Linked DNA regions of Mus musculus: regions 2, 3 and 4 are each linked to region 1. Evidence: chromatin loops called from intact Hi-C (ENCODE). Cell type or tissue: left cerebral cortex. All regions are shown on one strand. Region 1 overlaps Phactr1 (phosphatase and actin regulator 1). Region 2 holds the start of Phactr1 (phosphatase and actin regulator 1). Region 3 has its middle 57 kb from the start of Phactr1. Region 4 has its middle 110 kb from the start of Phactr1.

Region 1 (8,000 bases):
GTTTCAGCATGGATTCTAGAAACATTAGGAGGCCGCCGGGCTTACCTGGTACTGAGCAGGGTCTGAAAGCATAGGATATGCAAGCCGCCTCTGCATGCAAACCGCCTTTCTTCCTCCTCTGCAGACGCTGCCTCTTTTTTTTTTTCTTTCTACTTTTCATTTCTAGATATATGAAGAAACAACACAGTCCATGTTCCATTGTTCAGGCAATTTTTCTGCTTTTGTCTAGTGTCACAGTTTTGTGGATCTTAAAAACAACAGAAAAACCAAACAAACAGCAACAAACCTGCAAAATTGGGAGCCTGGTTTAGGGTTATGCTATCAGCTATACCGATCTTTTGAGGGGTTAGAGGATGCCACAAGTCTCCGGCAGGAGCTAAGCTGCAGTCCCTGGGCTTGGGAGAACTACCAGAATAGTCTTTCTTCCACTGTTACTGGAAGCCAACAGCATCTGTCTAGCAAGGGAGATGACAGACTGAATGTGCGTACAGAGCGCCTCTGACAATCGGAAGGTGAAGGGACATCTTCACATACTGGTTGCTGCCGTCTTTGCTAAATTTATAGAACAAGTACCATAAATAATAATATACAGAGATATCACAAATCCAGGAGGTGGGAAGGCTTAATTTAACTTTGGGGTCCATTTCTAGAAGCAATAATTGAAATATTCCCCAATATTATTGCCAGAGCCATGAATTATATGCTTTTTAATTATACCTGTCTTTTCATTGCAGAGATTAAGACTTCTCAGAAAGCGAGATCCCCCTCATTAATAATTTAACATCTCTAAAATCCTTTCAAGAATTAATTGTGCTAGCAAGCCTTTCTCTGGGGATGGGAGTGGGGGCAAAGAACTCCTTAAAGCCATTTCTTATTCTCACTTATTCCGAGGTCATGAAAGGAATGGGAACAGAGTCCTTAGCTTTTCTCAGTTCTTTTGAAGAAAACAGAGTGGCCCTTTATCCAGCCCACTATCATCTACCAAGGCAAAAGGCAAACCAATCACAAAATATCATCGTCCTACTTTAAGGTGGACGTATGTTGCTGGACAAGATAATGAACTCCGATGAGCATTGAGCTCTATGACTTACGTGAGAACATTGAATTCATTAGAGTGACACTGTGAGCAGGGGCTCACAAGATACACCTGAGGGAGTGACAGTGAGTCCTAAAGAGTTAACGGGTTCTTTACTGTCTATTGGGCCCTAGGCAGTGTGGCGAGCTCTCAGATATAGTTCTTCACATCCACATCATAGTTCATAGCGTTTTATCCCTCTCCCAAAATCCTGAGATGATCAACCTAAAGGGAGAGAGTACTTATTTTCACTCAGACCTGTTGACCTTCTTGCTTTGTGCTTCTGCAGGGAAAGTGTACAGGAAGTCTTCCCTCTAGCCTCCTTGCCAGATCTCCAGGTTGAGAAACAAGCCTTTAATAAATATGTTTTGTGAGGGGCATTCCTGAACTATAACATACTGATTCTCCGCGCGTGCGTGCGTGCGTGCGTGCGTGCGTGCGTGTGTGTGTGTGTGTGTGTACTGCTCTTCCAGAAGGTTCCATTCCCTCTATCCACATGGGGACTTACAATTGTCTGTAGCTCTAACTCCAGGGCATGCAACGCCCTCTTCTGGCTTCCGTGGGCACTGCACAAAAATGATACCCAGCCATATATGCAGGCAAAGCACCCTTACACATACAATTAAAAAACAAACAAACAGAAAAAAACAAAAAAACTGTCTCTACAATAGCTACATTAAGGGACTTTCCAAGGGTTACTAACTTGTAATTGTTGCGTTCTGGAAGACTGATCAAGTTTGAAATGGAAGGAATCTCTCAATCCCTTGCAAGAAAAACGTGATCTAAATAAGTTGAACCTCAGACGTCAGGTTTTTTGCTTTTCTGTAGCACGAGGGAAGCAAGGATGCATTTGAGGATGGTGATGTTAGGTTAAGACCAAATCCCCATCATGCTCAGCGAGAAATCTTAGGAAGAGTAATATAATATGGCAATGTTTACTGTACCTGTGCAGCCAACAAAGACCAGAAATGATGTTTAACACATAAGGACCATATTTAGATAATTAAATGGAGTTGGCCAGAGAGTGTTGTGAGCATTTCAACTGCATGCTGAAATTCACTTTGATAATTACCTTGCTGCACCAGGCACGCCTTTTGTATGGATCATTAGCACCTGAGTATGTCCTTATCTACTGATATTATCACTTAATTGAGCTAGTCATAGCTCTTAGTTATTTGAGGGATCCAAACACGATTCTTCTTAAAATAAAGAAATACTCCTAGAACTTGTCCCGATTTTCTCAACTGTGCCTCGGGTCTCTAGCACCAAAGAAAGAAATCCTACACCATCTTGGTACACTAGCTAAGTTAGATACTTTTTTGAAGATTTTTTGTTAGAAGGTAGAAGGATTTAGGGTACATGTCCTATGATACAAGTATCTTCTTTTAGAGCTGACACAATACTTTGTTTCCTGAGAGTAATATTTTTTCCAATTTTTTATTAGGTATTTTCTTCATTTACATTTCAAATGCTATCCTGAAAGTCCCCCATACTCCCCCCCCAACTCCCCTACCCATCCACTCCCACTTCTTGGCCCTGGCGTTCCCCTGTATTGGGGCATATAAAGTTTGCAAGACTAAGGGGCCTCACTTCCCAATGATGGACGACTAGGCCATCTTCTGCTACATATGCAGCTAGAGACATGAGCTCTGGGGGTACTGGTTAGTTCATATTGTTGTTCCATCTATAGGATTGCAGACCCCTTTAGCTCCTTGGGTACTTTCTCTAGCTCCTCCTTCTTTCTTTCTTTCTTTCTTTTTTTTACTTATTCACTTTACATCCCATTCACTGCCCCCCCTTCCTGGTCACCCCTTTCCATGATCCTTCCCCCACCCCTCCTTCTCCTTTTAGCCAGTGCTCCCCCCCCCCCAGGTATATCAAGTCTCTGTGAGGCTATGTGCATCTTTTCCCGTTGAGGCCAGACAAGAAGCCTAGCTAGAGGACCATATCCCATGCAAAGACAACAGATTTTGGGACAGTCCCCAGTCCAGTTGTTCCAGACCCCATGAAGACCAAGCTGCGCATCTGCTACATACATACGTACAAGGAGACCTAAGTCCAGCTCATGTATGTTCTTTGGTTGGTGGTTCAGTGGAGAAGCATTTAAAGAAATATCCAAAGACCTTAGTCATCAGGGAAAGGCAAATCAAAACAACTACGAGGTCCCATCTTACACCCATCAGAATGGCTAAGACCAAAAACTCAAGAGATAGCACATGCTGGAGAGGATATGGAGCAAGGAGAACACCCCTCCATTGCTGGAGGGAATGAAAACTTGTGAAACCACTTTGAAAACCAATTGGGCAGTTTCTCAAAAAACTGGAAATAGTTCTACCTCAAAACTCAGCTATACCACTCCTGGGCATATACCCAAAAGATGCTCCACCATCCCACAAGGACACTATTCTCTTCTTAAATTTCTCCTAGTTGGGAGAATGTCACAACCTTCTCATTACTAGGTAGAACAGTAATGGATTTTAACCAACATGAAAAGACATTAAAATAAAATCCACTTCAATCACTCCAGCAAGGACTTGAGCTGAGCTAACATTTGGATAACAGACCACAGCTCTCTTGTTGCTGTCCATTTCAATGCCAACTTATGACATCCGGGGGGGGAGAAGAGATAGAGATAGCGAGTCACAGAGCCTTTTGAAGAAGCTGTGGTGTCGGGGAAGTAGCAGAAGCCAAGAAAGTGGAACTATCATCTATGTGCACATATGAACATATGTAGACCCATATGTGCACATATGTAGACCCATGTACGTGTGGGGGGGGGATAGGTATATAGACAAAAAGACTGACTTACCTACAAATGCCTATTTCTTTTGACACTGAAAAACAAGCCAGTTAGTTGCTTAGAAACCATTGATTCTTTAAATGAGACATGATAAGCCAACACTTCAGACGGACACACTGGCAACTGAGTTTACAGGTCCTCAGAGATACTTGCATTAAGGGAAGGAGATGTTAGGGAAATGCTCTCCCTACTGGGAATGTCACTTTGCAGACAATTGAAAAAAAAAAAAAGAGTCAAACTGATATTTTAGCTTAAAATGTTATATATGGTCACAAAAACCTTTCCTTTCTTTGGAATGAAGAAGAAATAAGGTAAGCTGTGACCATGTATTTTTTTTAACCATCTCTAAATTTCCATTTTCTCTCATTAAAGTGAAGTCTGAAATCCCACTGAAGCCTCAACGTCACTGTGCCAAGCAAGGATAACAGAGCTAGGTAGGCACACAGGTCTTGCAATCCCTGAAGATGTGCTAGTCTTGAAGATTGTTCTACACCTAAACGGCACAGAGGCAAAGCTCTCGAGAGGTGTCCAGCAATTGATAGTTGTTATTAACGCATGTAAATGCTCCACGGTAGAATGCCGATAGCGACTAGATGGGGCACTCACCTTCAAAAGCCGGCAGTGTTTGCAGTGTTTCAACAAATGTTTGAGTAGTAAAAGAAAAATAAATAAAAGATAGAGAGATGGTGAGATAGAGAAACTAGGCAGCAGGGGATATCACTAGGGAGCGGGAGGAAGACTTAGAAATCAAGACAGTAAAAGCTACTGAGAGCACAGAGTGCACCATGATGTGTCGCCCTCTAGTGGTAAAAACAAGTAATAGCCTCAACAGACAGCCTCAGGGGAACGGCAAGCATAAACAGGACAAGACGACTTCATTCATTTCTCCTCTTATAAAAATATTTTTGGGGAAAAAACCCCACAACGATGTACGTGTTTGCACATATATCTATGTACACTTGCGTCTGTATTTATAAATACTGGGGCTTCTGTTTTATTTACAGTGTAATTACGTGCTTGCTGTGCTTATAAATCTTCGCATGATTTTATAAATCTTTGCACGATCTAGGAGAGGGAAAGTGAGGAAATGCTATAAGTTATTTTAGTCTCTCTTCTCCATCGGACCTCCTGGAGCGTAAAAGCCGCCCCATGTCATAACCCCGCTCCCTCGCTCCTGTGCCTTCCGGTCTCCACTGCCAGGCGCTCACTTGTTCTTTTGCAAGAAGGGGGGAAAAAACGAGAAGGATGCAAAGACGCCATTGTGCAAAACCCCTCTTAATGCTGACAGTCTGTCATTTATCATCCACAGTGCAGCAGGTACTGCCCCTAGGGGATCACCGTTTCTGTTCCGTGCTGAGACTGAATGGTCCAGTGTACTGAGATTATTATCATCTATACGCTATTATGTATTGTTTAATCTCCCACCCCTCCACCCCCCAAAGTTCCGAGATGGAGATAGTCAGGGAGGTTAGTTTCCCAGGTCTGAACAGCAGACCTCTGTCCTATATTAAGTTCCTTTTGTGGACTCTGATATGGCATGGCCCACGTGTGTCCCTGGAATAAATAGACGTTATCTTATTCCTTTAAACGGATGATTAGTCTGACCAGAAGGCAACACTTTCTAGGATTCCGCAAGAATAGCCTTGACTTCTTTGTTTAAAAGAGGGGTCTCATTGCCCTTAACATCTCCTTGAAAGCGAACTAATTATGAGCAGACATCACATACCTGCTGAAAGTATGTCCCCCGCCTCTACCTTGTCCCTGACTGTAGTGTGATTCCCTTGTAGCAGAAGCAAGGAAAGTCAAGGGGACGGAGCTTACTCTGAAGCCATAAAAAATAAGAATAAAGAAATACTGACTGTGAACATTATAGAATAGAGGACCCCTCCTTTCTCTTTGGAAGGGTCCAGCCCTCCCCCCCCCATTAAATGCCTAGCATACATTGAGCCCTGTGTATCGCTTGGACATTTTGGGGCCATAATGTTCCCTGGATGAGTCGTTAGTAAGTTTTCACAGAGGAGAATTTAATCTTAACTGCTGTAAAATTAAAAATCTTAATTAGAAAACCAAGTATCCAAATGGAGACCACAGTTGTCATAGGCAAGGTGGGAATCTGTGGCTCAGAAAGAGCATTTTTCTATTTTTATTTTTAAACTAATTTTTAAGTTAGTATGAAAATGTCATTGGACTTTTTAGTCACTTTTTTGGTCGCTGACTTTTTCAAATAATACCAACCTTATAGAAACTCTGAAAATATCAAAATAGATGAAAATACAAAAAGTTATAATGGCACCCCCTTCACTTAGTAGGTAAGGCCCCACATAGCTTCTCCTCAGTGGCTGTAGAGAACATGTGACAATTGGCCGTGGTCTGTACACCACATAACTTCCTGTGGGTTTTTTTTTTCAAAATAATTATCAAGAGTAAGTATTACATGTTTCTGCAAGGTCTTTGAGTTGTAGATAATTCCACATCCGATACAGTCATATTTACTAATGTCATATTTAATAGTTCATGAGCGGGGGCGTGTGCTATCTCTGCACAGTGTGTGGAGGGAAAGATGCTTTTGCAGCTCACGTGCAGATGAGGCAGTGTCGTGTGAGACTTTTCTCAGGGAGACAAAACACACATACACATGCACACACATGTGCTCACACATGCACACATACATGCACTCACATGCACACACACATGTGCACATACATTGCACACACATGTGCTCACACATGCACACACATACATGCACACACACATGTGCACGCACACATACACACTGCTTCACCCCAAAAAGAAGAGGAATGTTTCATTTCAGAGGAAACTGATACATAGCAGTCAGCCATTGAAGCTCTTGCCCATTCAATAGTTGAAGCAGTTTGGAGCCCCAGGACCCAGAACATGCCAATAAGTTTTGTGACTTGCCTGAAATTCCAACCTTAGAAAACAGAGGCAGGGATCCCTGGAGTTAGCTAGCTAGAGAGCCTACCCATATCTGTGAGCTCTGGATTTGGTTGAGAAGCCTAACCTCAAAGAATAAGGTGGAGGGGCTGGAGAGATGGCTCAGTGGTTAAGAACACTGACTGCTCTTCCAAAGATCCTGAGTTCAATTCACAGTCATCTGTGGTGGGATCTGACGCCCTCTTCTGGTTTGTCAGAAGACAGCTACAGTGTACTCAAATACATAAAATAAATAAATCTTAAAAAAAAATAAAAGAAGAAGAAAGAATAAGGTGGAAAAAAAACAAGGAAGATATCAACATCAGCCTCAAGATTCCACAAGCTTTCACATGCATGCCACACCCACATACAGATAAAAAGAGAGTAAAGACAAAATTTTAAAAGAATAAACTTCAAAAGTGCTATCACCTTTAACATCATATATATCCATGCACAAACATACATATAGCACACAAATATGTATAACCACTATATTCATACAAGGGGGGCATGATGAATGACAAACAACTGTAATCCTTGTGCATGCATGATCTCACTACTAGGGAAGCTAAGGCTGAAGGATGACAAGCTTGGGGCCAGCCTGGGCTACATGGTATGATTTTTAAAGCCAGCCTGTCAGCACAGTAGGCCAGCCTGGGCTACATGGTATGATTTTAAAGCCAGCCTGTCAGCACAGTAGGCCAGCCTGGGCTACATGGTATGATTTTAAAGCCACAGTGGGCCAGCCTGGGCTACATGGTATGACTTTAAAGCCACCCTGTCAGCACAGTAGGCCAACCTGGGCTACATGGTAGGATTTTAAAGCTAGCCTGTGATTATAGTGGGACCCCAATTCAACACACTCCCCCAGCAACAAAAAGAAACCCATAGATAATACATACATGAGAAGACATCAGTGCCCCTCTATTTATAAACCAAACAACCTTATCTATTATTAATGAGCTCAACTAAATACCAAAAAGATGTCACTCAGAAGCCTGGATGCCACAAGCTCTTGACCCTCAGTTGTAGAAAATACTTCTTGGCGCCCACATAGAATCTGTCAACCCTCTTTTCTGTCAGTGTTTGACTCACTTGGTTAGGTGGTGATTTGGCATTGGTAATGATACTGTAAAGGCCGGAACAATTAACTCAAAGAACAACAGTAAATCTGTGCAAACAAATGAAAAA
Region 2 (8,000 bases), 110 kb before region 1:
TATGTGTCCATACAAGTGTGTGGCGGTCAGGTTGACATCAGGAATCTTCTCGGACACATTCTCCATTTGACATACTGAGACAAGGTCTCTCACTGGAAGCCAGAGCTCATCCATCAGCTCATCTAGATGGCCAACTTGCTCTAGGGATCTCCCGTTTCTGCGTAATGCGTGCTGGGATTGCAGATGGGCTACTGTGCCTGGGAAGCAAGGATCCAAACTCCAATCCTCATGAGTACTTTTACCTAGCGAGTCATCTCCCTCTCCCCAAACTACTGCTTTGGAACTGTACCTATCTGAGGGTCAACTCAATAAAAATGAATGGATATTCAACCTATGTATCCATGGGCCCATCTATATACTTGACAAACTGTGGATCAAAACATCCAGTGTAAAAAAATGTAGCTGTACTGAATATGTATGGGATGTTCTTGCTATCAAATATTGCTAGGCAATAATGCATAAGAACTATCACATAGTTTGTATATTGTATTAGGTGTTATGGGTTACCTGGGAAATTTTAAGTACTCAAAAGGATGTGTGTAGGTTATATAAAAATAATTCATCACATGATATAAAAGACTTGAGAATTTGAAGATTCTGAAATTTATGAGGGTTGCTGAAACCAATCTCCTACATATCTGGAGGGAGTGACAGCCATACTTGTTTAGCGAGCTAGTGATTTACCTAAGGCCCTCAACCGAAGCACTCTGCCAAGGCATCCAGGATGTTATTTTACTTTAAGAGATATTCTAATATTTCTAAGTGTATACATGGTTTATTATCCAAAGAAAATGTCCCCAAGGTTTCATGCAGGCAACAGTCAGAATTTCCTGGAGTCTAAACAGGGTCTTCTAGAGAATTCTATGATACAATGAGAGAACCGAGTAAAGAAGGCCACTGTACAATTGTGAGAAGAACCACAGTAAGCCTGTTAAACCCTGCCCGAGCCCAGCAAAGACCAAGAAGAGGGTGTAAGAAGAATATGTTTCTCGTGGTCTTCTCTTTCTGAATGGCTGGGTCTCACAGCCTCAATAGACTGAGGGAGTGTAGAGCCAAGGGGAAATTAACACCGCTAATGTCTTTACTTCTCTCTGGGATTTATTCTGGCGTATATCTCTGTTTCAAGTCAATGCAATCCTTCTACATTTTTTATACACATTGCAGACCTATCTTCTTACCACCAAACTGGAAACAGAAAGGTTTTCAGGACCCCATCCAAATTGTTTGACCCCCCTTATAACCTTATATTTTCATATGATTTGGTTTCTTTTTGATTTATAAATTAACTTCTATGTATATGTCACATGGTTATATTGACATTGTCTGACTTCGCTTGAACTTGAGATGCTTTTGGTTAAATTGTCCAGTGCTTTATGAACGTTAGCCTGGGACATCACCAGCTACTCTGTAATGTATGTCAGAACAATATGGTGACATACAATAAACTTAGTGATACTTTTAAATAGGTAAAAGTTATAAAAAAAATACTTCTGAACTGATCAGATCTTGACTTTGTTTTTGGACAATTTCTATGCTTCCCCACCTTTACAAGTAAAATCCCAACCCTGGAGGATAAGACAGGAGGACAGCAGAATCATGAGTTCAAGTCCAGACTAAGCTATATGGAGCTCATAGTCAACCTTGACTACACAGGGTCCCAAGCTAGCCTGAACTACACAGCTCAATAAATCAAGATCTAGGGACACAACTCTCTAGTAGAGTGTTTGTCTAGTTTGCTCAGGTCCTTGCACCATATGAACATCAGTAGTTAAGTGATAACTTCACAACATGAATGTTCTTGTATATAATCTAGTCTCCTCAAAGAATGAAATCATCAACTTTCAAATTCTATTTCAGAGCAGGGCAAGGTGTCACATGCTTTTAATCCCAGCACCTGGGAGACAGAAGCAGGTGGATTTTCCAGTTGAAGGTCACCTCAGTCTTGACAAAGCAAGTTCCAGGACAGCCAGAGCTACACGGGGGGGTGGGGGGGGGACCTGCCTCAAAAAGAAAGAAGGAGGGAAGTCAATTTTAGAAAGTGGTCCGATTATACTTTGAAAATATAATGATTATTTTGTAAAATGAAGTCCCTTTTGTGAATGTCTTTTCCTTCCCAAATCATTGCTTTTTAAAAGTTAAAATCTTACCATTTAAGAAAAATCATAGCCTTTTCACATCGCTTTCATTACTTGGGAGGGAAGGAGAGATGAAGAGAGAGAGAGAGAAAGAGAGAGAGTGAGAGAGAGAATATAAATGGGGGCTAAGAGACAACTCCAGGCGAAGTTTGAAGCAGGGTCCTTTTGTCATTTGCTGCTGTGTGTACCAGGCTAGCTGCTCTACAGAGTCCAGGGAGTCTCATGTCTCCTCCACTTTACATCTCACTTTAGGAACACTGGCACTCCAGACATGCCTTAGCCTATCTGACTTTTATGAAGACACTGATGATTCAACCTCGGGGTCCGAATGCTTGCACAGCAAGCGCTCTACCCACGGAATCATCTCCCCAGCCCCAGCATTTTATAAAGCAACTCAAGTTTCCTTTCCTTGGTCAGGACTCCAGAAATTATTGAATTCCAAACCCACTCTCAGTTCCAGGAACACAATCTATTTTTCAAATGTCCTATTTAGCATCATCTTCCATCCCAGGCTCATTTGCACTTAACAGAGTATCTGATGTTTTTCAACTTAATCTCCCTTTCTCCCCTTTCTCTCTGTTTCTCTCCTTTCTCTCTCCACTCCCCCTCCCCCTGTGTCTCTCTCTGTCACCTATGAGTCATTATAATTCCAGTAGAAGCACAATAGAGGGTTAGAACCTGTCGCCCACACCCTACTGTAAGTGAAAAGAACCAGAAGACAGCTTTCTCTTCTTGTAAATGTCAAGTGTTCACCTGTCTCTATTGAGGGCTGAATAGCAATGCAACCTTAAAGCTCAAAGGCCTGGGGTCTGAGCAAAGCTTTGCACATTCAGAGACCAAGCTGCCTTCTCTACAAGGCCTTTCTGATTGATCATTACATTTAGGTCTCCCACGAGGCTGATCTCTCTATAGCACTAACTTGGTACCCGGTTTTCTCTGATGGAAGGGGAGAGCCCACCCTATTATTGACCCACAAGATAGTCAGCAAGGCATTCCCTGATTTCTCTTTTCGGAGACAACCCCTTAACCCACCAAAGGCAAGGTAGAATGGGAAAGGAAAGGACAATTTTCAAAGTCAGTTGTCAGTCACTCTCTAGCACTTGTCCTCTGGCTGAGCTATGGACATGGGCAAGAGGAGTCTGATCTTCCTTCCAAGTCCTTGCAAGCAAGCATGGCTTCTCTTGTATTAACATCCTATCCTGATGCTACCCACTACCCTGTACTAATCATCACTTCTGCTTGGTCCATACAAGGTGGAAGAAGGTTACAGAAAACACATACGGGGGCATGGCTGGATTAACATTACAGCTTTAAGAACATATCTCAAAGTCTCATGCTTACAAGTCCTTCCTGGGGAGCAGTAAGAGGATCTCATACCAGGCTAATGTGAGGGACACAACCAAAGCATCTTTTTTGCTGTGGAGATAATAAATCTGTTGCATTCAGGAAAGAAGAGAGCATTTGGGCATTTTGAAGATCTGACCATGCACAGACAAAAAGAGGGAGAGTGAAAGCCTTCTGTATTTCTCTCCAGAATGTAGCTCGCACTTTTAATTGCCCACCTTGTTTGGCAGCTCAGAAGGAAATGGCAGGGCACCAAACCCTATCCTACCAGGAGCAGCCTTCAGGATTAGCAAGTACTCCACACCTTGGAGAGCCTAGGAGACAGGAGAATCATTTTAAATGCAAATTAAATTGAGGGGGTAGCAGAAAAGAACACATAAAAGACGGTAAAACAAAACCTTTCAATTTTCTTAAATTAGCAGGCTAATGCGTTCTAAAGAGCGGCCCCACTTAGATCCCGGCTTTGGGGGGAGGGGGCATTTCATCACAATATAAAACCCGACAGATCCATCATTCCCCTCCACCCAGTGCTCTTGACTGGAGATTGAAGGGAAAATTAGAAGCTGTTCATTTGGGCTCACAGGCTCAGCAGCCCTGCTCAGCTTGCCCGCCGCTCACTGACAGCGTCCTGTTGAAGGGGGCACAAGTGCTGGTGAGTATCCCCTAACTTTGAGAATTCTTCCCTTCGTGCGTCTTTCTGGCTGTGTTGCCTTGGGTGGGCTAGGTAGGGGTTGTCTCCCAGAGGGTCTGCGTTATAATGCGGCTTTCAAAATATGGGAAATTTCAGACAGCTTTTAAGCTGTTTCTAGGGACAGAAGGAAAGAGTTATTTTCAGCCTAGGTGCCGGTGACTGTTTTTGTGTATTAATTATAATGGGAATGTTCACTGAACATACTATATTGCCAGTTAAATAGCCTTTCTCCATCACCCTACCCCATTCAGCAGAAAGATAGAGACAGGTGCTCCAACATGGTCTAAACACTACAGACCTCCCCACTGTTTAATCATTTACCATGTATTTTGTTCTTACTGCAAAGCAGACTGGGATTTGAGATCGCAAAAATAGATTATTAAAGCAGAAATTCTGATTTTTAAATAACCGGTGAGATCTCCGCTTTAAGAGGTGGGAGAGTAGACTGTGAATGGCCCTGGATGATGCAAAATCTTCATGTAGATTTTGATGGTTCCCTGCCAAAGTTTTACATGGGAAAGTGGTAATTTCCTTCCTTCGCAGAGGAGGGCGTGGAGAGGCTGGAACTGGCGTCACCTTCGGTTGCTAAGGTAACCTGTTCTGGCCATTTTATCTGATAGAGAAAGTCCAGTGGACAGAATACATTATTCATCACTGATCTAATCAGATAATCAAAACTGTTTACTTTCGCTGGGAATATTTAATAAGATCGAAGGCAGCTGGTTGAAACTGCTCATTTGTTCTATCGACGGCCCTTGGTTTTACATGTTTTTACAGTAAGTATTCTTTGCTGTTGGGGTACCTTTGGCTATTTTTTTTTTTTAAAGTTTCCTCTTATCAGACTTGGTTTCTCAGATGAGAGTGTGCAGACTTAGGAAGCAAGTGATTGCTTTAGCCTTCAGAATCTGATTTTTAAAGACTTCCTCTTGTTCCTCCTTTGAAATATAATAGTGCAGAAATAGAGATAGATCTTCTGTGCCAGTATCAGGGGTAACTGCATGGGCTCCGTGAGAAGGGGCTGGCTGGTTTTCATGCCAGGCTAGTGCATGCTATAGGAAACACGGCAAGGCTGTGATGTTTGCCGCTGCTGCACGAACCACGGTTCTGTATCAAAAACAGCCTATACCGGGCATGGGCAGATGAGCCAGTAGCACTGTATAGAATGTGCTGAAGGGAATGGCTGAAGACTAAGGAATTCAAGGCACTTGTACAGCAAACAAGCCAGCCTATATTGCAAAGTGTCTATGAGAGGAGGATCGGATTCCCAGGGGATGCTTTCTACTAGAGGGGACACCAGACACCCCTGGATCAATTGAAGAGCAACTTGCAGGTAGGGTGATACTTTCCAATGCCTTTTATCGGGCAGACTTTTAAAAACTAGAGGTACATGAATTTAAAAGTATACCTTTTGTCAGATAATATACAGCAAGGAAAGAACAGTATGTTATTCCTCTTTAACGTGAATCATTTTAATTTTTGCAGGCAGAATATATTATTTTAAATTGGTGTTAACTAAAGGTTGGATCTTCTCATGCAATACAAAGTCTCTGGCAGTGGGGGCTTTGACATTAGAAATGTCAGTCAAATGTTGGAATATGATAATGGCGTACTCTCATTTAAATTAAGGAATACACATACTTGACATCCTGAAATACTGTGTCTTTCTCCCCTTCCCCCTTTATAGAGAGCTAAGTGATTGCCTTCTCTCAAAATCCTGTTCTGAACATTGAAGATGGATTATCCCAAAATGGATTATTTTCTGGACGTTGAGTCTGCTCACAGACTCTTGGATGTGGAGTCGGCGCAGAGGTTCTTCTACAGTCAAGGAGCTCAAGGTAACAAAGGGAGAAGAGGGGGGGGCCTCACCCTCAGGCTGCTTTGCTGCAAACAGTGCAACATCAGTTCCAACAGCTTGAAAGAGCTCTGTCTTGAAACTTCATTCACTAACATTCCCAACTTGATAACATTTACCAAAGTGCTGCCAGAATTCCAGAACTGACTAGAGAAATCTATAGTCCTGGAGGTGTAAACAAGTGTTGGGTGCCTATCTCTGAGAGCTTTGTTAGCAAATGATTCCCAACTGCTTGTGTCGGTAGCTTATGCCCAAGAGGACTGAGGGATGCTTTCCCACCTGGAAATTGTTAGGCAGGCAACTATTACACTTGTGGCGATCTCAGGGCACCCTGACCTAGCTGAGTACCATCTGACTGGATTATGGGCTTCTGAGATAAGTGGGCCACTTGTGTAGCTGTCTTATCTGGTCTCAATGAGCTCAGTTGCTTTCTAAAGAATCCTCAGTGCACATTCAAGGACTTCCATCCACTTCTGTGAAAGTAAGGCAGACTGTGTGCTTTCATTACCTAGTTCAAGGTAATTGATTAAGCTCTAACATGCTTGCTCTTCTGTCCAGGTTCCATTTAGAACATTTGCCATTGTTAAGGTGGCCAAAGAATTTAAATGGTTTTGTCAAATTGATGGGTAGGAGAGTTTTTTCTTTTTTCTTTTTTGTTTAAATCATAATTTGTGTTTTTCATGAAATGTTTAAGATATCCAGTCAGATGACTTGATTATGGCTGTATCCCAGAGAACACATCGAAAAGGTGGACAATGGTCCTGTTTAAATAGGAAGGTAGTTGAATTCGGGAAAGTCATGAAACAGAGCTATGAAGGAGATACATTAGAATCCTGGCATCTTCCACCTTGGGCATGATGGGAAGCTCATCTTGGGCACTGATAATAACAACACCCCCCGGGGGGTTTTCTCAAGTGTTCTTATGAATTGTTTGTGTTGCTTGTGGCTCTTGGTAACCTTGAGTGCTTTCAAGCCTCTTGCTTCCATTTTCTGGGTATGAGCCTATGCTCTTAAAGTCAAGAGAGGCTGGATATTATCTGCAGGATTTGTTTAGGTCTGCAGGCTCAGCAGCATAGTTTGATTTTGGCAAAAGTGATACCATGGCTAATTCCAACCCTCTAAGAGGAGAGAGGCAGCATTGCTACTGTCTGTCACTTCAGGAGGTCTAAGAAGGTTCCTGAGAAGAAGGGACAGAGGCTAGTTAACACCTCCAGCTTGTTCTGGGTCTACAAGTAGCTAGATGGCTAGAAGATATGGAGCTGGAAGAGAGGGGAGAAGAGAGAGGCTTCCACCCCACATAGCACCTGACTTTATACATGGCTACCTCTGCCCCAGTGCATTCCGTTTCTGAGTCTTACTCCATGACAGGCTCTTCCAGCTATGCTGCAGATCAAGAAAGGAAGCAGTAGTTCACCATGGGGGCTAAAGATCTCTATTCACTTTTTCTTGAGGATGATGGACTCTTGGCTTTTATGGGAGGGAAGCGGGCAGGGTGTGTGGGAGGCTTGAAGATTACAAGGCAGCCTGGTAGCTGCAGCAGATGGAGCTGGGGGTGGAGTGGTCAGAATTGTCACCAGCAGTGACGGTGGTGTAGACTCCAGAGCTGGAATAACTGGGAAACACATGGGAGGTGGCAGCATACGCGATGGCTTCTCCTTGGGGTCACGTGTGCCTGCGGGTGAGGAGGATGCTGATTTCCATTCCAGGAATCCTAGATTGGCAGGGTTCAGTGGGCTCCCCAAACATTAGGGAGGCCGGGGGTCCTCAAATCAGAAATCTAGATGTTTTCGAGATCTGCAGCTAAACAGGAGTGACAGAGCCAGCACACCTATCTAGGGACCCGTATTTAAAAGTCAATTCATACAGTCCTTTGCAAAATGATAACGGTGACAGATCTCTAAGTTGTTAAGCACATTAATGAGTCGAGGTCTTTAAAATTCTTAAAACAACATCTTCAGCATAAGACACTGTGCATCAT
Region 3 (8,000 bases), 170 kb before region 1:
CCCTTATGAAGAGAGTCACATGCCTGACAACCCATTTCCTTGGATGTGACCTGTTCATGTCTTCTCATGTGACCTGCCCATGTCCTCTCATGAGACCTGCTCATCTCTGCCTGTGTACTCTCATGTCTGCCCATATGACCTGCTCATGTCCTCTCATGAAACCTGCTCATGTCTGCACATGTGCTCTCATGTCCACCCCATGTGAGCTACTCATATCTGCCCATGTGACCAGCTCATGTCTGCCCATGTGACCTGCCCACGTGACCTGTTCATGTGACCTGCTCAGATCCTCTCATGTGACCTACTCATGTCTGCCCATGTGACCTCTTCATGTGACCTGCTCATGTCCTCTCATGTGACTCAACTTCCAGTTCCCTTGTTTTCTTTGTCTGCTCGCTCTCTCTCTCTTTCTCTCATTTGATTTTTAAGAAAACTCTTTGTGCTACTTCCAAGCTTTTATGTCTTCAGGTTACAGGGTATTCATCCCATACATCATGGTTTTCTTCTGAATGCTTGTGTGTTAAATCTCTACATATGCAACTCTGATTTTAGAACTTCATGACTGGTTATTTTGGGTCATGTATGCAAATCCCAAGCCATAGTGAGAATACAGTCGAAGCCACGAGCCTCCTTCCCCGTGTCTCTTGAGGAGAGCTATTTTTGAGTAACGTGGTTACTTGAATTCTTTTTTGAGAAGTTTTATATACCATGCTGAAGCACTAAAGATTCCAGGTTCTAACCATGGTTTATCCACAAACACACACATTTCATATAGCTTAGCCTTCAAGAATCCTTTTTCAAGACTTATAACCCACTCATGCTCTCAGAAGCAAGCCCTGGCTGCTCAGGTTGGCTTGTTGTCTGTGACTGTTAAGTTGAGCTCCTGAGATCTGTTTGTGTCTTGTTAACAATTCTTCAAGGCTGTGGTTTGCTTTGCAAAATAACTACAAAGTATCATTTGGTCAGTGCTGACTCCTGGTTGTGAAATCAAAGCTGACCTAAAGGTAGTACCCATGGAAAATTTTGTCTGCATCATTCTACCTTCAGTTATGGATATGGAAGAGTAGGGAACTCTGCATGGGGTCGCTACATTGCTACATCTTCCTTCAGTAACCATGGCAAGCAAAAATCAAGATTATTAATGCTCAGCATTAATAATTATTAAATCAGCATTATTAATGCTCATTAATAATGTATATGTTGACAAATATCTGCAATATTCAGTTGAATTTGAAAACAGCCACTTAAAAATATTTGTATGCAAAAATATTCATACAATATTTATGACAAACTTACACCAAAGGAATATTCATTACCCACCTAAGAGTCAACTTTCTTGGAGAATCCTGTATGTTATATGATAGTCCTTTGATTCAGCCCTGTTATAAAATTTAATTTTTTTCACAATATAATTAATCAGAAAGTATAAATTAACTGGTGATAGCATGTAAGTTGCTGTTCAGTTCATGGCCATAAAGTAGTTCAACTGATGTCACATTCTACCAAGAAGGCAATGCTGGTCTCTAGCGCTTGTTTCTCAGAGGTTTTGGATACTAGACACATTCTATTAGGTTCTCTCTCCCTCATCCCCAGGGGAACCTCTATGCAGGATGAATTGTCTAGGGCACTTCTGTCCCTTCCACCAATCTAGGGTAACAGCACATCTTTGCAAGTCGTCCAGATGGTGAAGAAAGTCTCAGGCACCTTTTTTTAGTTTACAAGTTTCAAGTTGATTATATCAAAGGGAGTTGAATAAATACATTCAATGATCACAGTAATATGTCATCCTGTCCTCTGACACAGACAATGAAAAGGCTTGTCTTGATCTAAAACAAAATGAAGTTTTGCACATAGCCAGGGGTCCATATCTACCATGGTCTTTAATAATCAAATGAACCTAACTGGGGCTCTTACTCATAAGATGGTGTTATGAGCACACTACTTTGGTTGTGAGGACAGAAACATTTTAGAAAGGGGGACCCTATCAAAAAAGCTACCTGTGGCCACTCCAGTATGTAAGGCAATGTTAGATTTGCTTAAAGAATATCATAAAATAGAACCGGAGGGATGCACAGACGTAACTTTGTGAACTGCACTAAAGCAATTTCATCATGGCCCCGCTCTCTTTCCCTTTATCTCTTTCCATGATGACTCATGACAAGAGAACAGCGTGCTCTTTCATAAGATCAGATTCCTGGTCATTGGTTTGACTACCTGACATTCCTGATGCACATCTTACTCTTGTTTGTATCATGAAGATTATAAGAAATGCATTGTTTTGGAGAATTCAGTCTGTTTTCCCAGATTTTTAGATGTTTCATGCTAGAGAAATCAGGTCTTGACATGAATCTCTTCAGTTCCTGCTTTATTGGTGACTTTCAGCAAATAGGAGGCCACCTGACCAAAAGGAGAGAAGATCTAAGAACAGTGTTAAAATCTAAGTTTTGGTTCTTTTTATTGTTCAAAAGGGATCTTGCTAATGTCCTAGCATTTCTACAGCAAAAGACACTTCAGGCAGTGGTGGCGCATGCCTTTAATCCCAGCACTTGAGAGGCAAAGACAAGCAGATTTCTGAGTTCAAGGCCAGCTTGGTCTACAGAGTGAGTTCCAAGACAGCCAAGGCTATACAGAGAAACCATCCCAAAAAACAAAAACAAACAAACAAAAATAAAATCCAAACAAACAAAAAAGATACTTCATTGCCTTGTGTGTGAGAGATACATATTCAAAATTTGAAATATATTTACCTGCACACATATGATATAAAGACAATCTGAAAATTATCTTTAAGCCCAACTCCATAGGATAAGCATTGTCATTTTAGAATAAGCATACAGAAATCCATCTGTCCATAGATGGGAACATAAATGTGAATGCACACAGTTACAGAAACTCAAGAGTTGATTTAAAGTGGGCTGTGTGTCTGTGATTTATTTGAATGTCTTGTTAATTTTAAAGAAACTTTACAAAGAAGTTATTGTTACCTCATCCAGTTTAGAGAAAAGAAGAGGAGATTCACCTTGGCCAAGTTGGCATGCATGTTAGGATGTAGTGACTCAAAGCATTTGAAACAAAGCATCTAATTTCAAATCCCACAGTGTATAAGACACTGCTTGAAGCCAGGCATTCTATGCCTTATAACAGCCCAACCTACCAACTTCTCATGGGTACTCTCTGGTATGGGTAAATGTGATTACCAACTTGATTGTCATGTTGGGCACTTAGGATATTAGCAAGCATACTTCTAAGTGTATCCGTGAGGTAATTTCCAGACAGTTAGAACAGGAGTGCTCTGGTCCTATCAATGTTGGACTACATTGTTAGGTAGAAAGAATGAATACCTGTTAGAAGGTTGTGGGACTGAAGCATTTAGAGCCTATGTGTGGAAAGCAAGTCCCTAAACATGTGCTCTGGGAGAGTCAGCCTTGGCCCTTGGTCCTTCCTGTTGACCTCGCTCTTCTTCCTGGCCATCAAGAGCCATTCTACTCTGCCCTGCCTTTCTCCATGATGTTCGCATGTTCGATTTCACTACATGCCCAGAAAGAGCGGAGTCAGTCATCATATCTGAAATGTCTAAAACTATAAACCACAATAATTTTTCCTCCTCAATGTTATGTCTCTCATATTTTTCACAAAATGAAAGCTAAGTCACATACCTTCTCATAGTAATGCATAAAACATATATATCCTTTTCAGGGTTCATAATGAATCTGTCCCTACTTTATACTCTTAACAGTTTCTTCATCATGGAAGAAATTTGGCTTTCTGCTTTTTCTGCTTTGTTTTTTTCTTTTCCTTTTTTCCATAAATACACTGATTCTCAAATCCTCTTATGCCTCACTTTGCTTTTTTGTGATCACCTGTTTCATATTACTGAGAGTGAGATTTGGGTGTCGAATTTAATGTTGGCTACAGATTGCCAAGATACACATTTTAAGATTAAATTAGTCTGTACTCTTACAAACACAAATGAGAATAACTTTTCTCCATCCTTATTTCATTTAGAAAAGTCATTCTTAAAATGCATCACAAGACGATTTAAAAGAAAATGAGCCTCTTTTTATAGTGTATAGTTGTCATTATGTAACTTCTACAAAGCCCAATTATTTTAAAAGTTATGCCATCCTATGCATGAATTAATGGTTCTCTTTAAAACACTCTTCCAGGGTCACTTTATTTCATTGTGGCCAGCAGGCGGAGCTCACATACAGATGACAAAGATCTCTGTGGTCACATAAATCTCTTAAGCAGCTGAGCCTTGGGATGATAGCACTCTGTCCACCTTATTCTAACTATATTTAACACTTTGCCTAATAATCCCCAAGGTTTGGGTTCATTGTGATTCGGAGTCAGTGTTTTGAGAAAGTCATGTAAACGATGCCCAGATATCCTTATGCGAAGGTCCATGTGTCAGACCAGAGGAACATTATCCTGTCCATGTGGATCTCTGTGGACCTGATTTCAAATCACACAGTTAAAGGTTTCCTCGCACCTCCCCCGTTGCTCTTTGTCTCCAAAGATGGTGTGTATCAGAACATTGTCTTGGACTCTTTTATTTCTTATTTGTAAATGTATTAAATTGTTATTCAAGCCTTGGGCAGGTGCTGTTCTCTGTTTTCCTTGCTAGGTCCCATGCTTTTCCCCCCCTCCATGTAGCCATGGATGGAACTACCTGGGACTGTTGTGCCCACAAGACAAAAATTTCAACTCATGTTTAAGGACTTTTTTTCCTCTCATTTTCAAAGACGGATCCAAGTTAAAAGACAGAAAAATGACAATACAGACATAAAAAAGGGCTAAACATAGAAAATATCAAGATAAGTCAAAAGTTTTATTAAAATAAATATGAACCAATTGAGGTAGCTATTTGAGAGAGAATAAGAGAGCAAGAAAGGAAGAGAGAGTTTGCATAAGTTTGTTAAAAATAATAAAAGTCATTCAGGGTATGGTAGCACATGCATCCAGGACAGCCAGGGCTATAAACAGAGAAACCGTGTCTTGTAAAACGTGTGTGTGTGTGTGTGTGTGTGTGTGTGTGTAATCAAAAAGCCTAACAATAAAAATGCTCAAAGGAACAGGAGTGAAATTTATAGAGACACAACTATAGATATAGTTAATGAAATATTGAATTTAATTGATTATAAAGCAAATACACATTAAAATGACCTTTGCTCAAATTAAGAAAGAGTAGGTCAGTATTGGCAGTGATAGGTATGATAGTTACAATGCAGCAAGGGTCAAGGTAAACCCAGATACATGGCAGAAATATTTATCCACACTAGGAAGAAGTTTTACAATTTATAGAAAGAACATGATAGCAATATTATTTGCTTTGACAAATAATATTTATCTGTATATTATTCAAAATACAAAGGATACATATATATCATTTTCATATATATACATATATATGTGAAAAATCATCATTTAGCCAAGCAAAAACTTACACACAGTAAATAAACATGAGATTTTACATATATATTGTTTTATATGATTATGTATATATATACATATGTATACACACATATATGTATATATATATGTATGTGTGTGTGTATATATATATATATATATATACACACACACACACACACACACACACACACACACACATATATAAAATCTTACTTTTGATGCCTGTTTTCTCTGACTATAGGACAACCTAATTCATTCATTATTGTTCTCACATTTAGTATGAGAAACCATTATTCTGAGTGAGGTAAACCAGAACCAGAAAGACAAAGGTCTCATGTTTTCCCTCATTTGTGGGTGTTAGCTTTGAAACGTCAGATATGTGTGCTTCATTTGAAGTATGCATAGAAGGGAGGAAATTACTGAGGGGTAGTGGGAAGGCCTTCTAGGAGAGGAAATTGAAATCACTGGTATAAAGGGCTAAAGGGAAACAGAAATGCTTAAGTCGAGATGAGGAGGGAAAAGTAAAGAAAGGAAAATTGGGGAGGGATAAGTAACGCCAAAACCCTTTTGAAAAGGAAGCCTGATACTGTAGAGCTTCTATATGTGCATGTATAGTCCATATATACATAGCTATAGCTGTACAGCTTTACAAAAATGTCCCCACTAGACACTATAGGCTAACAAGCAAGAACCCAGTGCCAGGAATGGGTTGCTTTGGGCGTTACTGGCCTGTAAGCTCCCATAGACCCCAAACGGTGCAGGCTATCGCCAATGCTCTTGGTTGCCTCCAGAACTTGACAGTAAGATGTAGAACTCAAACTCGTGTTGACCCTAAAGCTTCATCCCTGATGTTTCTCATAGTGTTAGAAGACTCTAAGGAAGCTTCTAGAGGGGAAAATATCATCTATCTTTCCATACTGTGAAGAGAATGAGCTACAAAATGACTGACTTGGCAAGATTTGCCCACTGGTGCAGTAGTGGCAAAAACATCATGAGAGTTACCAACCATGTTCTGATAGGATTTAAGTTCCACTTCACAAGATGAAACCCACACCAGCACTAGTAAAAGCCCTGGAGTTATAGCTAGATGGGTCATAGGCCCTAAGGGAGAAACTACTGTTATTACTTTGATAAATGGACATGATATTAAAATTACATCTGGTGACTTATCATTAGACCCATAGATTAATTCATTTCCTAACCTCTAACAGAGTAACGTCTTTTTGTTGTAGATGGTGACCAAAGCAGACCCTCACAAGTGGTCAAGATGCAGAAAATCAGAAACAGCAGAACACTTAACTCTAAACGAAACATATCTACCACATGCCCCCTCCCAATGCTCAGGAATCATTGTGGAAGAGGGGGTGGAAAAAGTGTAAGAGCCAGAGTTGATAACTGAAATGAAACAGTGCCTTCTGAACACAGCAGCTCAGCTGCACATAAGAACCCACAGTGGTTGTGACAGCGTGCATAAAGCCTATACAATACCAGCACAAACTCTAGTTAGACCAAACTCTAGCATGGACAGGGGAGTTGAGTATGAAACCCAGTCCCCAGAGAGAGAGTCAGCTTTCCCTAAGAATGCAGTTCCAGTAAGTCAACCATACTTCAATGGAAGCCACACATCCCAGAATTCTTGGGCAGATCAAATCGGTATTGGTGGGTTAAAAAAGGGTGGAGAGATACAACGTTGGGTGGAGGGGAAAGAGGGATTATGTCTGGGAAGAGTTAAGGAAGGAGTGGATGTGTTTGAATCACATTGTACAAAATTCTCTAAAAATGAATAAAACAAATTGGGAAGACAGGGAAAGAATGGGAACTTGGGAACCTCACTCTGGAATCTGGCTGAATCCTCACACCAGCTGAGAAGCAACACTTCTAGCACAATTCACTCCATTTTCTGGGGAGGTTGTAGGCATTGGGGCAGAATTCCTTTTAAATAGAGATATGTTATTAAAATAGCTATGAACCAGGCTTATGGTCTGAATGGATATTCTTGGGTAGGGCCTTACTTATCTCCCAACCATTTTCTAAGAATCTCACAAACAGCAGGAAAGATACCCTACTACTTTGCTGTGAAAAAATGAAGTTGGATTACATTAATAATTTCTTCAAATATGGATTTGAACATGTATCACGCTTGAGTGTTTATAGTCACGTGTGTGTACCTTTCATCCCAGCCACCATTTCTCACCATCTTGCCACTGGAGGTCATTCCAGATATTTCTAAATTTTCATGAAAATTCATTTAAATCATCTTATCTTCTTTCCTTTGGCATGTTTTTTTGAAGCTTGAACATAATACATATGCCGATAGTTCGTTCCTTTTATTGTTTTTAATAATTTTGTAAGCTGCTCGTAGAAAATTGTGCTGTTTCTAATATTTTTTAAATAAAAAGAGGTCCTGGCTAGTTTTACGTAAAAACTTTAGAGTGAATATATGCTGTAATTATTCTTGAGTGAACCCTTCAGAATAAAACTTCCAAGTCACTTCATATATGAATAAATCATATCATTAAAGAGTGATGAACTTATTTCTGATGGTTTTATCCCACTCCCAGAAGGAATAAATAATGACAGCTTCA
Region 4 (8,000 bases), 220 kb before region 1:
CTCTCGAAAGCTAGGTGAAATTCTAATATTACACTGTATTCCCGGTCTCAGCTTCTCATTGTGAAGAGATAACATTATCTACAGTGAAAATTCGAGACATCAGCAATTGTTCCATTTCAAAGTAAGGACTAATGGTAAATCAGTTATCAGAGTGTGTTACTTTTCTACATAGCAGAAACACTCAGATAAATCCATGAAGGAGCGTCCTGCCAGGCCCTCGATCGCAGAGATGACCTGGTGAATGCTCAGGGGATCTCAAAACAACAAAAACAGCAACAACAATAATGACGACGATGACGATGATGACGACGACGACAACACCCAACAAGGAAACCCAAAAAACAGACCACAAACCAAGCCATGATTGTAGCAAAGGGATTTGGAGGAGTGGACCAATTAAGAATGAGAGGGGGATGGAGGGGTGTTAATGATGAGCAGGTATGTTAGACGTGTGTGAAGTTGTCAAAAATAAACTCAAAGAGGAAGGGCAATTTAGCATGTTTATTTTGCAAAATGATCAATTATATAAAGTGCATTAATAAAAATCTAACCAAATAGCCACAAGGCATATATAAAGAATACAGAAAACTTCTTTCGCTTAGGAAAGGACTCAGCTAATGGAAACTATGTCGTATACTTCAGTAACAGTACCTGTATAATACTTGGGCTCTTCTCAAAGGAGCCTGCAAGGTAATGCCATTGCAGTTCTGTCTCCAACAAGACTTCATGGGACATAAGGAAGGTGATTTTGAAACTTATTTGAAAGAATAAAGAGTAATGGATAGCTGGAAAGTAAGAAAAACAAGAATAAGTTGTCCCTTAGGCATAGAGGCTTCGTATAAAATTATAGTAAAAAACATATTAATAAGATGATGTTGCGCATTGATAAATAAAGCTAGAGTGAAAGAAATGAAACATAGGAAGAAATCCACAGAGAGTAGAAACTTGACTTATCACAGCGGTAGGGTTTGAGGTCCATAAAAATAAAAATAAGATATTGTGTGTGTGTGTGTGTACATATATACACACACACATATATATAATACCATATCTCATGTTTGTGTATATACATATATATACTTACATATATGCATATATACACACATACATGTCACATCTACAATTTCAAACCTTTGATTATACTCTCTCTTTACACTAAATGCTTCAAGCATTGAACTCAGAAATTGAAAACATAAATATGGAAGCCCAAACCACAAAACCACAAGGGAAAAATACCTACCTAGAAATGAAATGCTGAAGAACCGCAATGATTTTAAAATGGAGGACACAAGTAAGGTCCATTAGGAGAGTGAAATAATATCCTACGAAGCAAGAACATGGGGTTATAGTATATTACAATGTACAGATGCAAATAAAATACACATAAGCTAAAATACTTGCCTATCCCTAGGCCTCTTGTAATTAATGAGTTTCAATGAATTAAATTCAAGAAGTTAAAGAAAAGGAGAAAAAGCTACACACACACACACACACACACACACACACACACACACATACACACACACACACAAATCAGCAAAAAGTCCCCAGAAAGAATTACAAAGACAAGGAAAGAGATGCACGGCTCAGAACACAAAGATGCTTATCTTCTTCAAGGAAGAGAGAAATGTATGTAGGCAGGACTGTGAGGGCTCCAATCCACACTCCCCAGACTCAAAACAGCAAAGCGCCAGGCTTCAGCTCATGTCCTGAGGTTGCTGAGTGACGACTGGCGGGAGCCTATATATGTTCAAAACTTTGGCAAACAGGTTTGGACTCCCCAGAATTTTGAATATTCAAAGAATAGGACCTAGCAAGCTTGAGCTTATCATCTAAGAATCTTGAGTATGTGTAACAGGGAAAAAAATCTACCCCCAGATTTCCATCTGAACCCTCCTGTGCACTCTCTCTGAGGTAATCTTATGCTCAGAACAATGGGATGTCTATAAGAAGTGGAAGACGTTAATCTGTACAAAGGGATACCACATAATACCAAAGATTGTGTATAGGTGAGTTGATATAAGGCGACACCTGAAGGAGAGTTTGGGTCAAAAGAAAAGAAGCTTTAGAAAGCACAACTGTAAGGAGGATTTCGTGTATATAAATTCCCACCCAAGTCAAAAGGTAAGTTGGACTTAGACTGCATCTGTGTGTTATAAAAGAAAGCCAGAGACGGAAGGACCTAAAACACACGCCATTGGTTACCTCTGGAGCAGACATCAATACATGCAGCCATCAAAATCTATGAAGTTTCACTAATCCTGTCTATGAAGTTCTGTTTCTAAAACCGAGTGATGGGGATGCAGGATACCAGCTGACTGTCATTCTTCCTGCTTACATTTAAGTCCCTTATAGAACACAAATGAGTTAATTCACACCAACCAACTGCACTCACTGTCTGCTTCCTTTTCAGAGACCATCAAATCCCTTTATTTCTTTGCCTTGTCGACAGTTTGGTAGGAAACGATTTTAAATGTCCCATCTTAAGCTTAATCCAGGGGGAGGATTTGTTTGAAAATGTACAAGAGGATAGAAAGTGAGCAAGGGCCCTGGGATACCCCAGATGGGGCATGGTGTAAAGGGACAGGGTTTTGAGGGACAACAGCTTTGTCAAGATGCCTCTCCCACCAAAACCTCCTGGCTGGCAGGACTGCCCTGTGTGGGAAACCCCACGTCACTCAGCACTTCCTTAGAACATTAGTGGTTCAAGGAGGCTCTGCATAATAGAGTGTTGACCACAAAATAGGAGGAAGTGGGGCACAAAGGGGCGAGGAGTGGAATTCTAGCGCTGGGTTTCCTCCTAAATGTCTTCCCTTATACACGTGTTGATGTTCTCCCTGGTTAAATATTTGAAAAACACATCATAGTTTATTAGGTGTTTTTCCCCCTAAAAGAACAGCCTGTTCTCATCCAAGAAAGAATGACAGCTCTCTCTACTTATTACATGAAAGTGTCAGCTGACTCCCCAAAGCAGCTTGCTTGTCCCCCCCCCCTCTGTCTTACTCTGTCTCTCTGTCTCTTTGTCTGTCTCTGTCTCTCTCTGTCTCTCTGTCTCTCTGTCTCTCTGTCTCTCTCTATCTCTCTTTCTCACAAACACACACACACACACACACACACACACACACACACACACACACAGGATAGGGGGTGAGTGAACCTGTAAAGTAAAACTGGTTCAGAGTAGAAACTGCACAGGAAATTAAAGACAGTAGCTGGCTCTAATGATGCAGAGGATGGACTGCACTGCTGAGCTTTACAGGAACGAAGGGTGATTTCAAAAACGCTGGCAATACTCTATTTTTTAATTGCTGTTTTGTAAACCACCACGTGTAAATGTTTTATTGGCTCTCTTGGATACATCACACTTTTAACAATACTTTTTCTTGTATTATATTTTTACTCTATTTGAAGTTCTTTCTAGGTGCTAAAATGCAGTGCTCTCTGAGGACCCCAAAGGAGCAGGCATCAGAAGCAAGGTGGAATGCCTCTATGCTTTTCAGAGTTCAGGCTTTTAAACATATGCCTTTAGAAGAAATAGTTTGAAAGTGTAGTCTCCGCCTTTTACCTCAGCCTGAAGAAACAGAGTATTTGCTGAGATGCTCTGGACAAACGTTTCTCAGCTAGGGGTGGGGTCTCAGTACTTTCTCCCCTATCCAAGATGGAACTGGCTTGGTCCTGGATAGGTCTTATGTAGTATCTTTAGCTCCTGTGAGTTTGCCTGTGCATCAGAAACACATGTCCACAGACAGCACTCTTCCCCACGGTTTGGCTCTCTCACCCCCAACTTCCATTCTGTCTCTGCCTTGGTGGGCAGAGGTGAAGAGCCATAGAGATGGTCAATCCGTGGCTAAGCACTGATATCCATTTACACTCAGCACTCTGACACTTAAGGCCTCTGCATTAACCACTACCCACTGCAGACACCTTATCAGACCAAGACTGAGAGCATCACAAATCTGGGGCAGGAGGCTCCTAGTCCTCTTAGGCATCCCTAAGCGGAGGAAGCCCCGCCCCAGTCTCTCGCTTGGAGCAAAGTTCTATGGGTAGATTTTTGGTGGGCCATTATCATTATCATTGTTACTGTTAAACTTTTTTGCGTGAGTGGTACGTGTGAGTGTGCGCGAGTGTTCATGTGTAGGTCAGAGGACAGCTTCTGGGTGTCTGATATCAACTTTCCACCTTGTTTGACTTGGGTTCTCTTCATGCAGCTAGTTGGCTGTGAGCTTCTGTGGATTCTCCTGTCGCCACCTCCTATCGCCAGTAGGGGGCGCTGGAACTACAGATGCTTGCGCTTCTCCTTCAGGCTTCAAATTCCACAGCCAGTCTTGACAGACATTTCTGTACAGAGGCAGTCTCCAGCCCTGCTGCTTTGACTCTGGAGAACAAGCCTGGGCTTTCCCTCGCCTTTCTTTTCTTTTTTTTCACACTAGATGAATTTATGGTATATGCGAACTAGTATTTTACAGAGTTGATTTAGGTAGAGACCAGGCAGATTTCCGTAAGAAACTTCCTATCCTTTCATACCACTGAATTTGTGGCCTGTAATTTTTGCTATTTCCCAATATGCGAGTTTGTGGCTTTTTGAATTAGTGGAATGCTGTGATTTATGAGCTTCCCTCTTTCGACCCTCTCAGCTGACTTTATCAGCGTTCTCTAACGGTATTAGCAAGAGAAAATAAACTATTTTTAGGACTGATGATCACACAAAGTTAAAGCCCAATCATCCCAAGCATGTTGCAATTTTCACAAAATTCTCCTGAGGTTGTTTCTTCTACACGTGGTTTCAGCTCAGAAATCATTGTTTCTTAAAACCTTATCCTAAACACAAGACCATAGGATATGGAGCCTGTGCTCCTGAGCGGCTGCTGGAGCTGCTGCAGCCTCCTCCTCCTCCTCCTCCTCCTCCTCCTCCTCCTCCTCCTCCTCCTCCTCCTCCTCCTCCTCCCCCTCCTCCTCTTCCTCCTCCCTCCTCCTTCCTCCTCCCCCTCCTCTTCCTCCTCCCTCCTCCTCCCTCCTCTTCCTCCCCCTCCCCCTCCTCCCTCCTCCTCCTCCTCTCCCCCCTCCTCCTTTTCCTCTTCCTTCTCCTCCTTTCTTTTCTTCAAAATCTTAATTTGGGCATAGCCTTCTGATGGATACTGGTTTGTGAGGGAAAGAGAGAAAAGAAAAACTTAAACAGAAGCAAAAGAAGCAAAGGACCCTCTAACAACCGAAGAACAGGTGGTATAGGGGAGGGTGGCTGTTCACTTTTATTGGTGGGTGAATAGCCCTGGGTAAGATCAGATTAAAAACCAGCTGTACCATCTCTGTGGATCCGACAAAGGGAAAGATGGATCTGGGTGGGAAGGTCTTAGGGAAGGAAGCTTCAAGTGAGCAGGTTTCAGCATCCTTCAAGCACACCCAGCCTGGGTACTTGCCAGTTCCCATAGATTTCCTAAAAGATAAATGGTGGACTCACCAAGATAAAGGTATTTGAAAAAAAAATTGACTTAGAAGGATAGATAGAATGAACGTTCTCTGTTTTGGCACCAGGAACTCCTAAGTATGCCAAAGGACGTCATTTGGGCTGGAGAGATGGCTCAGTGGTTAAGAGCACTGACTGCTCTTCCAGAGGTCCTGAGTTCAATTCCCAGCAACCACATGGTGGCTCACAACCATCTGGAAAGGGATCCGATGCCCCCTTCTGGTGTGTCCAAAGACAGCTCATGAATCCTCATGAATCTCTCCTGTCAACACCAGCTCCAGTGTAGTCACATACATATGACAAAAATAAATCTTTTTTAAAAAATGTTTCAAAGGATGTCATTTAGTTTATTCATGAACAACAGAAAAAGAATGACTTGGCTTCTAAGGAAAAATTAACTCTCTGGTTCTGAGATGGTCACCTTTCCAAATGCTAGAAGAACCACCCAGCGTTATTCAATAACGTTGCAGCATATCCAGGGACGAGCCCTGCAGAATGACTTGCTGAACCTAAGCATAGGCAGAAAGAAACCTACTCTGGTGGCCCCTAGAAATTCCACTGTTGCCTTAGCTTTGCTCTTGATTTAAGATGTCTTTGTTCTGGGTAGGTGGTTCCTCTCATCCTGTTGGTATAAGCCCACAAAGGCAGAATGTCATCACTGGGTGTTAGACTTCCCATGGGTATTTAAAAGCAAAGGAATATTGGCTCAGTGCTGATGATAATAAATGTAACAGAACTGTAGAGAATCCTCACGAATCTCTCCTGTCAACACCAGCTCCAGTAGGGATAAGAAACAAAGGCTCTGCCACAAAGTGGAGGTTTACTGTGCAGTCAGGAAAAGAAGTATGTAATTTGTGCCTTGCACCATGGATGCCCATCAAATGCATGTATGTACTTGGTATGTACTAAAGAAGCATGCCAAGGCCTCATTTCCTTCCCAAATAGTGGGCAAAGTCAGCTGATTCCCAGGAAGGAAAATCTGGCTTTCTCCTTGAGAAGCTAGATGAAGGGATTAACAGAGATGCTGTAAGTGCTGTGGCCATTAGATTGGTGATGGGGGCCATGCTCCGGTAGGAAATGACAGCCTAGCTGAGAGCAAAGACAACTCTTTGACTCTTTTTAAAGCAGAGTCTCAGTATGGAGCCCTGGCTAGCTTAGGGTTCACTAGAGAGGCACAGGCTGGCCTTGAACTCAAGACCTAAGATTTTAGCTGTGTATCACCGTACCAGGTAAAATGACTGTTTCAAAGATGGAGGCAATTGCTGGTAGACATGGGAGAAAGATAGTAAAAATAGATAGCAAAGATGGCCAGAGGCAGAAACCAGGTTGAAAAGAATATACAAAAGAAGGGGAAACTAATTTCAGTGGCTTAATTTTTTTACTTAAATTAGCCTTGGATTTCCTCTAGAAATTAGATTATGGTATTCCATCCCTGGGACAAGCATTTATCAAGTATGTTATATACTCTAACCATTCAAGTCTAGAGATTCAAAACATTGGTAAAATATTGGGATAGCTTCTATCACAGATTGCAGAGTCCAATAAAACGTGGCCAAAATGAACTTTGAAGAATAAGCAAGGACTCACAAGAGATGCCGTAGCCTGGGGCAACACATGGCCATTAATGATTTCCAACTCAAATGGACCCCCACACGGTCCCTGCAGTTCTCCAGAGTGACAAACACCACAGTTTGATCTTTGAACCATTCAACACCACCCTGCAGCTACTCACCGACCAGAGACAAACTACTTTGTATTCCTCAGAAGAAAGAGGCATGGAAATATTCAGTTTATTGCTGTCTTCCCCACCTCACTTCTTGGCTCCCAGGAGAGGGCCTTCGCCCCTCCTCTCTTCAACCACACATATCCAGACCCTTCCAACCTCACTCAAAACTTATGGTCTTTATCTCCATCCTCTTTTGCATATCGATCAGATTTAGTGTGAAGACCTCTGCTCACTGGATTTAGTGTGAAAGCTTAGCTCTTCTCCATTTGGAAGATCAAATACATGTACACACTCACACACATACCCAATCACCTCCACATGCGGCCACACATGCTCACACATGCACACACAGACAGACATATACACAGGCATGCATACATACGCACACACCCTTTCATTAAAATAATATGCTATCTTCCCCTTGCTTGTCCTAAGATCGGTTTTTATCATCTAGTCCATGATGAATCAATAAACTCCCCCTCAGTCCTCAGCCTCCTCGTGCTCCCTACCCCATGTGATGTTAATGAAACATTTCTCACCTTCAAATAGTCTCATCTCTATATATCAACTCTTTATTAGTCTTTCTCTTCTAGATGTCTTCTCTGGACTTTCTCTGCCTTAAACATTGTGATACCCAGGTCAGACCTCCTCCTCCATTCCTTTGCTCAAGTGATTTTACTTGTGTTAAAGTTTGTCTTCTCTTATTTCTTAGTGCCAGCAAACAGCAATTTTTGTTTGGTCTTTCTTCTGTGTGTCTGCCACTTCTATCCTTCTCTCGACATCCAACATAGCTACAGTCCCATTCCCTCCCAC

Evidence for each region. Hi-C counts contacts between places; a loop is a spot of excess contacts. Peaks named below come from ENCODE experiments on the same cell type or tissue, not always from the same donor. Only the 100,000 strongest peaks of a DNase experiment are listed, where the experiment ranks them.
Region 2: a loop joins it to region 1, with 2.2 times the contacts of the local background. A loop is called at or near these places in 3 of 42 quality-filtered maps.
Region 3: it touches region 1 in a loop (5-fold over the local background); 27 of 42 quality-filtered maps call a loop at or near these places.
Region 4: it touches region 1 in a loop (2.7-fold over the local background); 6 of 42 quality-filtered maps call a loop at or near these places.

What each region holds. Positions count from the first base shown.
Region 1 is chr13:42,787,806-42,795,805 of GRCm38, forward strand. All of the region lies in intron 3 of Phactr1 (phosphatase and actin regulator 1), which reads left to right. Among named protein-coding and RNA genes, the nearest start is that of Phactr1, 110 kb to the left of the region's middle. In left cerebral cortex, CTCF peaks have their summits at 1,633 (motif pointing left), 4,684 (motif pointing left) and 7,012 (motif pointing left); DNase peaks (open chromatin) are centred at 448, 1,571 and 4,655; H3K27ac peaks cover 1,122 bases.
Region 2 is chr13:42,676,796-42,684,795 of GRCm38, forward strand. It overlaps Phactr1 (phosphatase and actin regulator 1), which reads left to right and starts at 4,004. Exons shown (of 14, transcript NM_001302635.1): 1 at 4,004-4,131; 2 at 5,855-6,005. The coding sequence starts at 5,903. In left cerebral cortex, no CTCF peak of the experiment used is centred here; DNase peaks (open chromatin) are centred at 3,763, 3,990, 4,698, 5,280 and 3 more places; H3K4me3 peaks cover 4,564 bases; H3K27ac peaks cover 4,929 bases.
Region 3 is chr13:42,619,467-42,627,466 of GRCm38, forward strand. No RefSeq gene overlaps it. Among named protein-coding and RNA genes, the nearest start is that of Phactr1, 57 kb to the right of the region's middle. In left cerebral cortex, a CTCF peak has its summit at 4,187 (motif pointing right); DNase peaks (open chromatin) are centred at 611, 1,731 and 4,209; H3K27ac peaks cover 364 bases.
Region 4 is chr13:42,571,635-42,579,634 of GRCm38, forward strand. No RefSeq gene overlaps it. Among named protein-coding and RNA genes, the nearest start is that of Phactr1, 110 kb to the right of the region's middle. In left cerebral cortex, CTCF peaks have their summits at 4,270 (motif pointing right) and 5,691 (motif pointing left); a DNase peak (open chromatin) is centred at 4,275.